2 separate regions of the Homo sapiens genome follow, and region 1 is linked to region 2. The links are chromatin contacts, found by Hi-C in ENCODE. All regions are on one chromosome and are shown on one strand. Each heading gives the region's core, a stretch centred on a gene start or an enhancer-like site at or near the end of the contact. The rest is flanking DNA. Distances are from core to core; before and after follow the strand shown. Region 1 overlaps SEPTIN7 (septin 7). Region 2 overlaps HERPUD2 (HERPUD family member 2).

Region 1 (6,622 bases), core at 3,275-5,774, 260 kb before region 2:
CCAGGTGGGTGGCTGTGTTTGATGGGTGTTGCTCGTGACAGTTGGGGTCCTCCTCAGCATCAGTCTTGACATGGCTGCAACCAGGGGGGTCCTCAGGATCCTTCCAGAATCTCTTCCTTGGCATCTGGTTCATGATAAGGTTTCAGGTGTCTTGATGGTATCCAAATCGACTGCTGGTTCTGGCCTGGAGAAACACAAGCATAGCCTGTACCCCAAGTTATTATTTTACCTATTTCTCAACTTTTTGTTATCGGGTCTCTCCACCAAACCAGTTGTTCTGCTTCTGTCTTTGCAGCTGGTTTCTGTAGATGCTGTTCAGCTACTGATAACATCTGGCCTTTCAGCAGGCTCAAAAAATTTGAAGTTAATAATGCTAGATTCAGTTGTATATGGGCTGTCCCGTAATCCCTGTTTCTCCCCCTTTTTTGTTTTTGTCATCAGTTATTCATCTGTTTGACATTGTAACTGAGCATTTTTAATTAACTGTGTGGAATGAACCACATATGAAGAATCAGAAATCACATTAATAGGCATATTAAAAGCAGTCAATACCTCAATTACAGCTACCAGCTCTGTTTTTTGAGCTGAAGTATAGGGCATCTGGAAAACTTTAGTTTTTGAACCAGAATAAGAAGCTTTACCATTACTAGACCCATCTGTAAAAACATTATCAGCACCTTCAATTGGTTTAAATTTAGTTATTTTAGGGAGAATCCAATTAGCTAATTTCAAAAACTGAAATAGTTTCATTTTAGGAAAATGATTATCAAGAATACCCAGAAAGTCAGCTAAATGGGTTTGCCAAATAAGACTATTTATAAAAGCTTGCTGTATTTGTGCCACCTTTATTTAGTACGCCCGCTCTTGTACAGCTCCTTCATGCATTGAACAGGACTAAGCTGCATTAGCAATAGCATATTGGGAAATCATGTGTGTGACTCTCAGAGCTGGGTCATAAAAGCCATGTGGCTTATGCCTTGCTCTCTCTTGGATTACTTGCTCTAGGAGAAAGCCAGCCACCATGTCACAAGGCCACTCAAGCAGCCCTGTGGAGAGGTCCATGTGGCAAGGGGCTGAGGCCTCTTAACGTCAACTTGCCAGTGATGTCAGTGAGCCATCATGGAAGCAGATCCCCCAGCCCCATTGAAGCCCACAGTTGACTGTAGCCTCAGCCAACATCTTTACTGCAAGGCACCCTGCCAGACCACCCAGCTAAACCGCTTAATTCCTAACCTGCAGAAACTAAGATAATGAATGTTACTATTACAGATTGTTGTGGTTTAAATTTTGTTGCCAGGATTGAGGGGCATTTATTGTGGAACAATGGATAACAAATACAAATGTTATGGAATCACACCGTGATATTTTAGCTTGCTTGTTTTTATAAAGAGGTGGAAATGCCCATGTCATAACCTTCTCAGGAGCTCTAGTTCACAATCTATGTGAATGCTCTGTATTTGGCACACAGCAAGTACTCCACAAACACTTGTTGCAGCACTTTTCAATTTTGTTTCCTTCCCTTAGACTTCAAAGTGAGTTCTCTCTCCCTTGATAGGCAGGTATTTTTCCCAGTTTGAATACTGTCTAAAACATTCGCATTTGGTGGGATGAGTTCATCAGTTCTTACAAGTTGGAGAAAAAAACCTATCTCCTTTTCAGGACATGAGCTATAATCAGGCCAATCATACCTGAATGGAGACTACAGAAAGTGGATTTTTATCAGCGGCCTCCATTCCATCTTCCAAAGCACCTGACTCTTAGGGATGGGGTCTAAATAGGCACTAATGAGGTGGAGATTTGAGAAAATGCCAATTTGAGTTCCTGGCACCTCTGCCCAGCAATAAAAAGGTCTAAGGAAGATTTCATTTGTGTCTGGGTGAGAGAACTGTGTTCCCAAAATATTGAATACAACATTTAGTTTTGTTTTTTAACTTTATCAGGGTAAGCCAGAGATTTGTATAATCACATTGAGAGTTATCCCTAAGGAAAAAAAAATTGGACAGCTCCTATTATGTCCCACCGATATATTCCGACTTCTGAAATGCAGGGAAAACAGCTCACATTAACACCAGGGGCCATGCCAGAGTGCTCATTACTTCACTCACCATTTGCCAAGTTGCTTAAAACTACTGGCTTATCCAAGACACAGGGAACTTTTCTGTGCTACGCTAGAGTACAGCATATATTTAAATATGAAAGAGATCATTAAAAATTCAAAGACAACAGAATTAAATGAGGGGTAAAAAAGTTGTATGCCTTTGCCAGAACAAGTTAGTTTGGTATCCCCACACTTGGGTGAGAGCCAGCCCCTCACCCAGGGGAATCTGTGCTCTACTTACGTGCAAATCTCCCGGTGAAATGCTGCTCCCTTGCAACACACTTGGACAAAAGGGAGCTAAGCGGGGTGGCCCACCTCGAAGAGAGAACAAAGAGAACAAAAAGGAAGTTTGTTGGTAGTGTCTGACTACCCCCCCTCTGCTAGCCTCCTCATCTATGCCACATCTTCACAAACCTCTGCTCTCAGAGGTGTCAGCTACTGCCTCTTCCCACCCCCATAGGGTTTCAGAAAGCCTGAGTGGCATTCGATTTCGGCAGGTCCACAAACAGCATCTAAAAGAGGTTCCGTGTGGCCAATAGGGTTTCAGGCTACCCTTTTTGAGAGCCTGGCGCAGAACAAGGTCTCCTTTCACTTGACCCTCCTTTGCCAATACAAGGCTGTTTGGCTGGGTCCAGCACCCCATGGGGCAAATGTTCAGGCCAAGAATAGTCTTCATTCTTCCCATGAAGCTTTCAAAGTCTTCTAAAGAACACAGGAAATTGTCAGCCTCTATTTTCTGCTGAAAATGGCTGACACTAAACTTTGAACATTCTGTGGATGAATCCCAAATTATGGGAACCAAGTTTGCTTGAAAAGCAGCAAAAGTTTTCATTAAAGATGAGAGACTCTGATAAACCATCTCGGCATTACTTACAAAGAATGGTGTATTTTATAACTCCAATTACTAACACCTTTCCTCTTTTGACCAAAATTACCTTATTTCCATGGAAGTAACTCCAAAAGACTATCTCTGTGCACAAAGAAGCAGATCCAGAGACTTACCATGGCACCATGCACATTTCCTAAAAATAAACCGTCACTAAAACTGAGAAGAAATACTTTTTGGTCTGTCATGACCCCAGCAGATTGTCACATTCTCGAGGTCTGGACACCTTAACGTGTGCAGTCACAATGTAATCCTCACTCCAAACCAGCAAGGAAGGCATGGGGTCTGTTTTATAGCTGAGAAAACATTCATAGAAGTTACATGCCCAATTCACAGAGTTGGGGTCTAAACTGAGACAATTAGCATGTCTGGTGCTTTCTGCTTCTCCAGGCTGCCTGGTGGCCAGCTGCCCCTCTTAATCAGGGAGCATCTGCTCTGTGCTAACAACTCTGTAGAAGATCATGCTTCAGAAATGTGGCAGTGTAGCAGACCAGGTACTTGCAAGGCGTAATATTTAAGCACAGGCCCTGGTGTAACTAAGACCAGTTCAAACTCTTGTTCTGCCAGTTACCACCTATTGAATAAGCTACTAAACATCTTAAACCCTCAGTTTCCTCATCCTTTTGCAGATGAGGAAACAGGGTTTAAGATGTTTAACTTATTCATTTATTAGATAATGTATTAATAAGTTACCTTAAGAGATAACTTACCCAATTGTTATCATTAAGGATTAAATAACACATGTAACTACTTAGGTTACCATCTGGAACAGGACAGTTATGGGAAGTTTTTATTACAAAAGGGGCAGGTAAAATTCTGGATGAAGTACAAGGGCTTACATTTGCAAGCTTATTATTAGAAAGGACTTCGATTTACTGGTGTGGCAAATTTTCCTTTCAGATCAAGTAGGACACCACAGCAGTCTTCACTAGGACCTTCCTTGGTGATTCAACAATAACTATTAACTATCCACATACTGCCTAGATCGATGGCCTCCAACGTGCAAAGTAATAATTCATTGGAGCTTGGGGAAAGTGTAAACCTTTTATTTCACTCTTTCAAATTTTGTTCCATAATGTTCACATTAGTGTAGCAGTACATTTGTTGACACATATTTTCATTGTTCAATACATATAATTATGGACACATGCTCAACAAATATTTTTGTAAGGAAATAGCATCAGGTTTGGAGACCATGATCTAGATAACTGAGTCAACATTTCGCTCCTCATGCATTCATAGCTATCAAGCCGTCTTTCCTTTTTCCCCCTTACCTACCATATCCTGACTTCTACTCCTAGTTTCTCCAAGAGGACAAAACATATTAAGATGCGGTGGGTCAGAATGTGCAGGTGGTAATGTGACACCCAGCTAATGAGTCTGAGAGGCATGGGTATCTCCTCAGCTTTCAAGATTACAGCCTGAGCTACACAGAAATAAACTGTGCCCACTTAACTTGCTTGTGAACCTGATATGGAAGCAATGATATCCCATTCCACTAGGTGGCAGCAAAACTCTACCCACAAGGTGCCCAAGTGGTTCACTGGTATTATTAGTGCTTACTTGTTCAGCCCCACTTAATTAGCAGAAAGACAGTGGCTAACAGGATACTTAAATTACATAATGCCTCCAACAGTGGAGAACAGACACTGCCATTTTGCTTTCTACAGGCTGGCCTTTCCTTAGGCCTACCTGAATTTTACATGTATTGTGAATGATCTTCTCAGACATCCACAGGCCAAATGGCAAAAAGAACCTTCTGATATACCTAAGCCTGGAGTCAACAATCAAAAGTCCTAGTAAAGTTATATAGATCCTGTATCAGATTCAGGTAAAACCCTGGGCATGCCATGGATAAAGAAAGACTTCTGAAAGTTTTCATTAGGATGGTAGAATAATGAATGTCTTACAAATTTATTATTATAATACATAGAATTTTGAAATAGTATTTCCCAGAAGCAGTAGTACTTAACCAGTTCAGCAGGCAGTCTATATACATTTTTTACCTTTGCATTTTCCAAATTCAGTAGGTTATTGTTAGCCTCCCTAAAACCAAACAATTTTGGCTAGAGGTGTTAACCCAATCTCTCAAAACAAAAACTGAAAAAAATAAACACCCAAACAACAATCTCTCTGCTATTGACTTATAATTATTCCCTCCGCTTAGGTCATTAATTTTAAAAAGTAAATAGGGTAAAACATTTCAAGATAATAAACTAGGCTACATTAATTAATTTCTTACCTAAATTATGCATTACATTAAAATCTATGTCACTTGACCTTAAGAAAAGAAATGACACTACCCTCTTTACAGTTAAAAAAAATTTCAGTTTCCAGGGACTTGAGAGTATACCTAATCTGAATGAGTCAGAAACTGTTCTCAGAGGCCAGGCATGACGGCTCATGCCTGTAATCCCAGAACTTTGGGAGGCTGCAAAAAATACAAAAATTAGCCAGGCGTGGTGGTGCACGCCTGCAATCCCAGATACTCAGGGGGCTGAGGCAGGAGGACTGCTTGAGCCCAGAGGGTTGAGGCTGCAGTCAAGTCGTGTTTGTGCCACCGCACTCCAGCCTGGGCAATGAAGCAAGACCCTGTCTGGGGGAAAAAAAAAATGTTCTCAGAAAAATAAGCATACAAATGAGAGATAGAAATGAATAGAGAGATATGGTATCTCTTAAATTAGAAAATCAGCACATATGCATTCTAAATGAGACAAGCATATAAAAGATGTCATTGTAGAGGAGGCAAACTTAAGCTGAAAAGTTTCTTCCCAAACATACTCTACTCTTGTACATCGACTGTAGGATATTTAAGACCTCACACAATATTACATCACAACATCGTTTATTATGTGAATTTTTTACAATACAAACAAAAAATACAGAAATGCAATATATGAATACAGCTAAATGCAGAATGGTGACTTTTTTCTCTTCAAGAGGCCATGATTCCCATTTCTAGTAAAATAAAGAGACTGCATATAGGTAGAAACAGGTTGGTCATTAGCTTCACAATTTTGCCTAGAAATGATCTATAAATGCATTTCCCCCCCTGCTACTTACCATAAAGTGTAAAAAGGGAGTTAAAGGAAAGTTTCCTTGTTGGTTCCTACCATATGAAAGATGCTATATTCTATTTTAGCAGTGCCAATATATGGAAAATATCTAAATTAAATGTTATTACAAAAATGAAGCAGTAATGAGATTCTGGCTAAAGAGGGCACTAAATGAGAATAATATATATTTAAAGAATCCAAAACAAACAAACAAAAAGACGTTGTTATAAAAAAGCTCTAGGTGCACAGTAAGCATATAGGGTTTTTTTTTTTTCCATGTGTATTTTTAAACAATGGAAGTGTCAAAAAATAGGGTCAACTGTGTTAGACTAAATTACATTATTGTATATGCTGCACTGAATGGAACCTTTGTATTGTAATTATCATAGAGAAGCACAGTTTGCATCATATTATGGCAATTTATCCTCAATGAAAATCTTCCAGAGTCCTTTTATTTTGGAATATCCTGTAAACAATCAAACCACCAGAACATGATTGTACAACAGTAAAATGTTCTCTTGCATTAAACTGAAGATATCTGTTTAATAAAAAAAGAAAATGTAGGAAAGGTACTTAGAGCTC
Region 2 (7,318 bases), core at 4,599-7,098:
CTTGTAGGCAGCATGTGGTTGGATCATTTAAAAAAATTCTTTCAGCCCCTCTGTATCTTTTAAGTGATAAGTTTAATTCATTTGTATTCAGGATTATTATTGATATGACAGGGCTTATTCCTGTCATTTTAGTAATTGATTTCTGGTTTTTGTATAGCATTTCTTCCTTTCTTTCTCTCATGTTGTTTTTCATTGTGGTTGGTGGTTTTCTGTAGTGGTGACATATAAATTCTTTCTCTTTTTTATTTGTGTATTTGCTCTACCAGTGGGTTTTATATTTTGATGTGTTTCCTTCCGGGTATAGGGCTCCCTTAATTATTTCTTGGAGGGCCGGCCTAGTGGTAATGGGTTCCTTCAGCTTTTTCTTGTCTGGGAAAGACTTTATTTCTCCTTCATTTATGAAGGATAACTTTGCTGGGTATAGTATCCTTGGCAGAAACGTTCCTTCCTTTCCTTCCTTCTCTCCCTTCTCTCCCTTCCCTTCCCCTCCCTCCCTCTCTTCCCTCCCTTCCTCCCTTTCTCCCACCCTCTCCTTCCTTTTCTTCCTTTCCTTCCTTTCTTTCCTTCCTGCCTTTCTTTCCTTTTTTCTTTTCTTTTTCTCTTTCTTTCTTCACTTCAAATATATCTGCCTATTCTCTCCTGGCCTGTAAGGTTTCTGCTGAGAAATCTGCTGATAGTCTGCTGGGGGTTCTAAGCATTAAGTGACTGGATGCTTTTCTCTTGCTGTTTTTAGAATTCTCTCTTTGCCTTTGACAGTTTGACTATAATGTGTTGTGGAGAAGACCTTTTTGAATTGTATCTATTTGAGGATTGTTGGGCGAGGTGTCAGAGCCCTGGCACCAGGAAGTGGTCAACTTGCAGGTTGGTAAAAAGAATTTACTGACAACAGTACAGGTTTGAAAAAGGAAACTTTATTAGAAAGGAAGAACGCTGCAAAACGGTGCAGTGGGGTGCCTCAGTGAGAGGACTGAGCGCACCGTGGTGGATTTTCCTTAGGAGCATTTATAGGCTTTAAGACAGTAGCTTAGGGTTGTAAAATTAGTTTCAGTATGGCATTCCAGAAATGTATAGAAATTTTAGTTACTTATAAAAATTGAAAGAGGCCTGGAATCATATGCTGACTTTAGATACTAGGGAGGTTTGATTACCTCTAAATTCCCCAGATAAGGAGTTTTGCCTCTGGATGACCTGTTTGATGGTCACCAGGTAGTCTTTGCTGCCTTCTAAATTGCTCAGATAAGAAGTTTTTATCTCTAAGCCTGTTCAGTGGTCACCAGGTGATTTTCACTCTCCTCAGGTGCTTTTTAATGATATCTGTGTCTTTGGTAAATTTCTCATTTGTATCCTGAATTGTTTTTCAGATTTTTTTTTATATTGTTTATCTGAATTCTCTTGCTTCTTTAATATCATTATTTTGAATTAGTTTTCTGGATTTCACAATTTTTTTTTTCACTGGAATCCATTGCTGGAGAATTACGTCCTTTTGGAAGTGTCATATTTCCTTGCTTTTTCATGTTTCTTCTATCCTTATGTTGATATCTGTGCATGTGGTATAACAGTCCTTCTTCAGTTTTTTGCATTTGCTTTTGTAGTGGGGGCACTTTTTCCTAAAGATGGGTCTATGGTGGTGTTCGGGTAGGCCACTTTGGCTTTGATTCTGTATGTATACCATAGTGTAGTCTCTGTATGAATTTTGTCAGGAACAGTGTCAGTAGTGTTTGATTTTCTCAGTGTCTTAGGGTGTGGTTTTTAGTGGAGGCTGTGGTGAAGTTTTGCTGGGGACAGGGGTGTCAGGTGGGCCAATCTTTAGGTCCCAGCGATGGCAGTGGTAGGCTGAGTATGCCTGTCCTTAGGCCCCAGTGTGGCATACGCTGGCACCAGTGTGAGATGGTCCAGGTGGGCCAATTCTTGGGGGGCCTCCAGTCAGCTTGTTTGGATGCCATCAGTGACAGTGGTGGGCTGGGCAGTTTGGCATGTCATCGGGCCCCTAGGCAGTGGATATGCCATGGATTATGGCAGTAATATTGGTGGGACAAACCTCTGGCTCCCAAGCAGTCTGTGGTGGTGTTGGTGATGACTGCAATGGGTTGGGTGGGCCAGTTGCCAAGCCCACAGGTAGTGCATGCACATGGGTGTCTGCTGTGGTAGTAGTGGCAGATTGGGTCCTCAGGCCTCTGGGAGGAGTACTCAGGTGCCAACAGTTGTGGATGGTGCAATCCACAGGCCCCTGGATGGCATGCTCAGCCACTGGAGGTGGGTGGAACTGGGCCAGGCTGGCTTGATCTCAGGCTCCCTGGTGGTTTGTGCAGCTGCTGGTTCTGGTAGGCGAGGATGGCGTGATCCCCAGACTTCCAGTACAGTGCTCGGGAGATGCACTGCAGCCTGTTACTGGGAGGGCTGGGTTGCTTTCAATGACAACAGTCGTAAATTGGTGGGGGGGTACACTTTGGTCTCAGATGGCAGCTGCAAGCTGGTAGCCTGTCCTCAGGGTGCTTGTAAATGCTCAGTAGCACCGTTCACAGGTGTGGGGTTGCTGACAATGTCTTGCACTGTGGCCCAAGATACATCAGTTATCCCTCATGCACAGGGGATCTCAGTGAAGCTCCAGGGATGTGAGGTACCGGAGTTCTTGGGCCCCAGGGCAGGATGCAGCCCGCTGGGGGTTGGACTCTGAAAATGGTGCCTTGCTGTAGCTACTTAGGAATTAGGAGGTGTGTGGGACCCATTGTGAACTCCTCTTGAGCAGTGCCTTCATGTGGTCTCCTGTTAGTCTCGGGGCCCGTGTGCATTAAGGGTCTCTCTTGTGGCTAGGATTACAGGAGTCTGCAGTGGGAATGTAGACTGCTGGGGGTCCCCACTTAACCTTTCCCTGCACTGGGGAGCCTTTCCAGGCTCCCAGCCCATCCAGTGCAGCAGGCTGCCTTGCTTCCCTCTCCTTCTTTGCCGTAGGTGTTTCCTGTCACTTCTCTATTGAATTCCAGCATTCTCCCTTAGGTGATCTACTGGAAGTGTGATCATCTACTTAGTATTTTTGTTCTTTTTTTGTGGAGGAGGTGAGTATCAGATGCCTCTAGTTAGCCGTCATGAAGCCTCTCTTAGAATCCCTATTGTCTGATTTTTTAAAAGTAAAAATTTCTTGTAGCCCAGCACTCAGAAATAACCATATAAACCAAAAATAAAATTCTCAAGTCCCCCAACCATCTGAGTGGACCTCTCCTCTTAGCCCGGAAACTCCATAGTGAACCTGAAAAACTGGTTCAGGCCATGATGGGAAGGGAGGGTGGGACATCCCTCATTATACCCTCTTCCCTTTTGGAATTCAGGAAAAGCCGACCAGCATTTAACATCAACACAGACCTTAAGTCTGATAAGAAATACTTACAATCTATTCTCTCTGAAGGCTGCTACCTGGAGCTTTATCTATATGATAAAACTTTGGTCTCTACAACCCCTTATCATAACTCAGACATTCCTTTCTATTGATAATAATTCACCCAATTGCCAATAATATTTTTTAAAAATCTGCCTATAACCTGGAAGCCCCTGCTTTGAGTTATCCTGCCTTTCTGGACCAAACCAATATATATTTCACATCTTTTTGATGTCCCATGTCTCCCTAAAATGTATAAAACTAGGGTATCCCCTGACCACCTTGGGCACATGTTCTCAGGATCTCCTGAGGGCTGTGTCACAGACCATCGGTCACTCGTATTTGGCTCAGAATAAATCTCTTCAAATATTTTACACCGTTTCACACTTTTTGTTGACAACGATTACTAACGTTTTAGTAACTATCCTTCTAAACACTTCTGTGTGTGCTTTTAAAATAGAAACATCACACTGTTTGTTTTGTAAACTTAAAAAAAAACATAATACAGCTTGGACATATTTCCAGGTCAAATATAAATCCACAACTTTTTTTTTTTTTTTTCAGAGATGGAGTCTCGCTCTGTCGCCCAGGCTGGAGTGCAGTGGCGCAATCTCAGCTCACTGCAAGCTCTGCCTCCCAGGTTCACGCCATTCTCCTGCCTTAGCCTCCCAAGTAGCTGGGACTACAGGCGCCTGCCACCACGCCTGGCTAATTTTTTGTATTTTTAGTAGAGACGGGGTTTCACCATGTTAGTCAGGATGGTCTTGATCTCCTGACCTTGTGATCTGCCTGCCTGGGCCTCCCAAAGTGCTGGGATTACAGGCGTGAGCCACTGCTCCCGGCCATAAATCCACAACATTTAAAGTCTGTATGATTTTTCTTTATGTAGGTTTACTAATTTGTTCACACATATATTGATGGAGAGCGTATTAGTTAGTTTTGCTGCATGCTAACCTCAAAATATCAGTGGCTTACAATACATTTTATTTTTCTTGTTCACAGATCTTTTAGTCACTGGTGCAGCTCTTTCTTGGATTGTAGATTGAGTTCAGGGCCGTTTCAAGTTTCTCATTCTCTTTAGATCAGTAATTTCGTGGCACACATTCTTCTCATGGCAAATGACAGGAAGACAAGAGGGCAAGCTAATGACTGAGCACATTTGAAGTCTTCTATCTGTCACATTTACTAATACTACATTGGCCAAAGCAATCACATGGCCACTCTCAACAGGTCAGCAGCATTGAGAGGGGGAAGTATTGCAAAATTACATCAGGTGCTGTGCTGGTAAATGCTTAACAGCTGGCTTTGGTGGGGGTGAGGGAAATAAAGCCCTAGATTTGTAGCATTTGCTGATTTCTCTGGTGTAAATACTCCCATCATGGCTCAGCAGTCTACTGTTATGAGCCAGGTAAGCCAGCGTAAACCAGCTTTGCCACTGAGGGGCACATAGTATGCATGTATAATCCTGTTATAGAAGACTGAAGAACTGGGGCGATCTTTTACCATAAATATTTGGTCAGTTTTATTCCCGTGAAATATTACCATAATCAGCATTCTTAAATATGTATGCTTACATATTAGCAGTTATTATTTTAGGATAAATTGTGACAAAGGGAATTCCTGAATCAAAAGTGTTCTTAAGATTTTTGAGGCCCTTAAAGACTTGCAAAATTGCAGTAAAGTTGTACCAGTTTACTTTCTCGGTAATGTTGAAGATCCTGAGTCTCTTTACTTGTACAGATATGTACTTGCTAACGTGATAAGTTGGAATGTCCTTGTTTTAATCTGAGACATGATAAAGAGGCATTCTTTATGTTTTGTGAGTTGCTTATTTGTTGGTGTGGTGGTTATCTTTAAAAATTCATTTACCACACTTTATCCAAAAGGATATTAATAACTAATACTTATTGAGCATTAGCAGAAGTTAGGCATTGTATTAAGCACCTATATGTGCCTTACTTCACTACATTTTATAAAAACTCTGGTCTCAGCACTGTTATCTGCCACTTATGGATGAGGAGAATGAGACTTAAAGGTTATGCAGTTTGCCTAAGTTCACAATAGCAGAACTAGAATTCAAATCCATTTTTAACTTGGAGGCCTATATTCTTAACAGCATTGCCGAAGTGACTATTTTGTCTATCATTTGTTTCACTGTTCTTTCCTAGGTTATCATTCGTATTTTGACTTTGTTCATAATGGCAGTGTCCCACCTCCAACCACAATTCAAAACTTTTTTCTGGTCAGATCTACCCGTCAGATTTTAAGTATTGGTGACTGTGTGAGCAAATCTATTTGCATGAAGACCCTGTGACTTCATTCAGTAAATGTTTACTTTAGAATCTGCTGTGTACTAGGCACTCAGGAGAGGAAAATGAATTCTGTACTTTCTCACTGAAAGTAGGTCAGATAGGCAAATGAATTACCATCTGCTGATGGGCTGTCATGGCCTCGAAAAAAATGCTGAGGGAGCCTGGAGGAGGGTGGGACTATCTCTGCTTGGAGGAGTGGGAAGGGCTTCAGAGGTGATAACATTTGAGCTGCCTTGAAGGGGGTTAATAGGGAGAATAAAGCAATCGCAGAGTCTTGAAAAGGAGGCTTCTGGGAACACAGTGGGGATTCCATGAGGTTGCTGCTTGGTCGCTTGTATGGAGTGGTGGGGGAAGCAAGGCTAATTTAACAAGTTTCCTGTGAAAGTTTGTTCCTGAAGTTTCCAGTTCCTTTAATCTCTTCTCCTCTGTAATTTTAACTTTTTAAAACCTACGATGATTGTATTTTGGTATAGCTTTCAAGTATATAATTGTGAATGACAGTCTTTCTCCTTCTTGGTTTTTTTTTCATAATTTCTAAGGTACTCCAGTAATTTTATGTGTTTCAGTGAATTTGCCTTGCTCCCTTTTTTCTGTTATTATCCTACAGTGCTAACTAGTATAGCCGATCTGAAAAGAAAAAAACAAGCTGTCAGAACTTCTGCCACCAGCTGTGATTTCCTCCAGCTTGTTTATTTCAGCTGTTTCCTCATTGTGAATTTCCTAGGGGCAGAGGGAGAAACCAGGTTATTATCTTACTCAGTTTTCCTTGCATAAAGAATATGACATTTTCTATGGGGACAGGCATATTACACATTCCAAATAGTTACATTTTCCTCATGTTTCTGCTATTTTATTTTGCTTTTTGCCAAAAAAAGAAGACAATTAATTTAACATTTTGTATTTTCTTCCAGTATGCTTGCTTGCTTTTTCTTTTTTTAAATAGATGGAGTCTCACTCTGTCGATGAGGCTGGAGTGTGGTGGTGCCATCATAGCTCACTGCAGCCTTGAACTTCTGGTTTCAACTGATCCTCCCACCTCAGCTTCCTGAGTAGCTGGGACTTCAGACATGTGCCACCATGCCCAGCTAATTGAATTTTTTTTTTTAGAGATAGGGTCTCGTTATGTTGCTTAGGCTGGTCTCAAACTCCTGGCTTCAAGCAGTCCTACCATCTCAGCCTCCCAAGTAGCTAGGATTATAGGCTTGAACCACTGTGCCCAGCTCATTATCCTTTACTTTGTAAATGTTTTTATTTAATATAGTTGAAATTTTTACTGTGTTGGTAACCTTACATGTTTTCATTTAATGTTGAATAATTAAGTGGAATTTACAAATTACTAGATTAAATAGTTGCTTATAATCAGTATTTTATTTTCAATATTTTCTTAATGCTCATATGAAGTTGTTCAAAACATATTTATTGTGCTAGATGCTAGAGATACAGTAATAATGGATAAAGCCCATTCCCTATTCTTAGGAACACAGAGACTGGTCAGAGAGACAGTAGATTAAACAGGCAATTTATTTTTAAAATTATTTTCTAAGAGGTAATACATGTGAGTGGTACCGTGTTCAAAACAAAACGAAACAAAAGTATGTAAGAGTTTCATTTCTATGTCTTACACCACTTGCCCTCC

Evidence for each region. A loop is a pair of places that touch in the nucleus more often than their neighbours do. Pooled maps may share reads with other maps.
Region 1: a map of mammary epithelial cell shows a loop between it and region 2 (6-fold over the local background). The contact joins two enhancer-like sites. A Hi-C loop is called at or near these places in 6 of 168 maps with a recorded cell type or tissue (CD4-positive, alpha-beta T cell, CD4-positive, alpha-beta memory T cell, PC-3 and 3 more), 11 of 37 single-sample maps with no recorded cell type and 15 of 50 pooled maps.

What each region holds. Positions count from the first base shown.
Region 1 is chr7:35,904,498-35,911,119 of GRCh38, reverse strand. It overlaps SEPTIN7 (septin 7), which reads right to left. Exons shown (of 14, transcript NM_001788.6): 14 at 4,010-6,622. Among named protein-coding and RNA genes, the nearest start is that of SEPTIN7, 110 kb to the right of the region's middle. Within about 2 kb of position 4,524, at least 3 of the 41 ENCODE cell types and tissues checked have a DNase peak (open chromatin) inside an H3K27ac peak, as active enhancers do.
Region 2 is chr7:35,645,866-35,653,183 of GRCh38, reverse strand. The region is part of intron 5 of HERPUD2 (HERPUD family member 2); the gene reads left to right. Among named protein-coding and RNA genes, the nearest start is that of HERPUD2, 46 kb to the left of the region's middle. Within about 2 kb of position 5,848, at least 7 of the 41 ENCODE cell types and tissues checked have a DNase peak (open chromatin) inside an H3K27ac peak, as active enhancers do.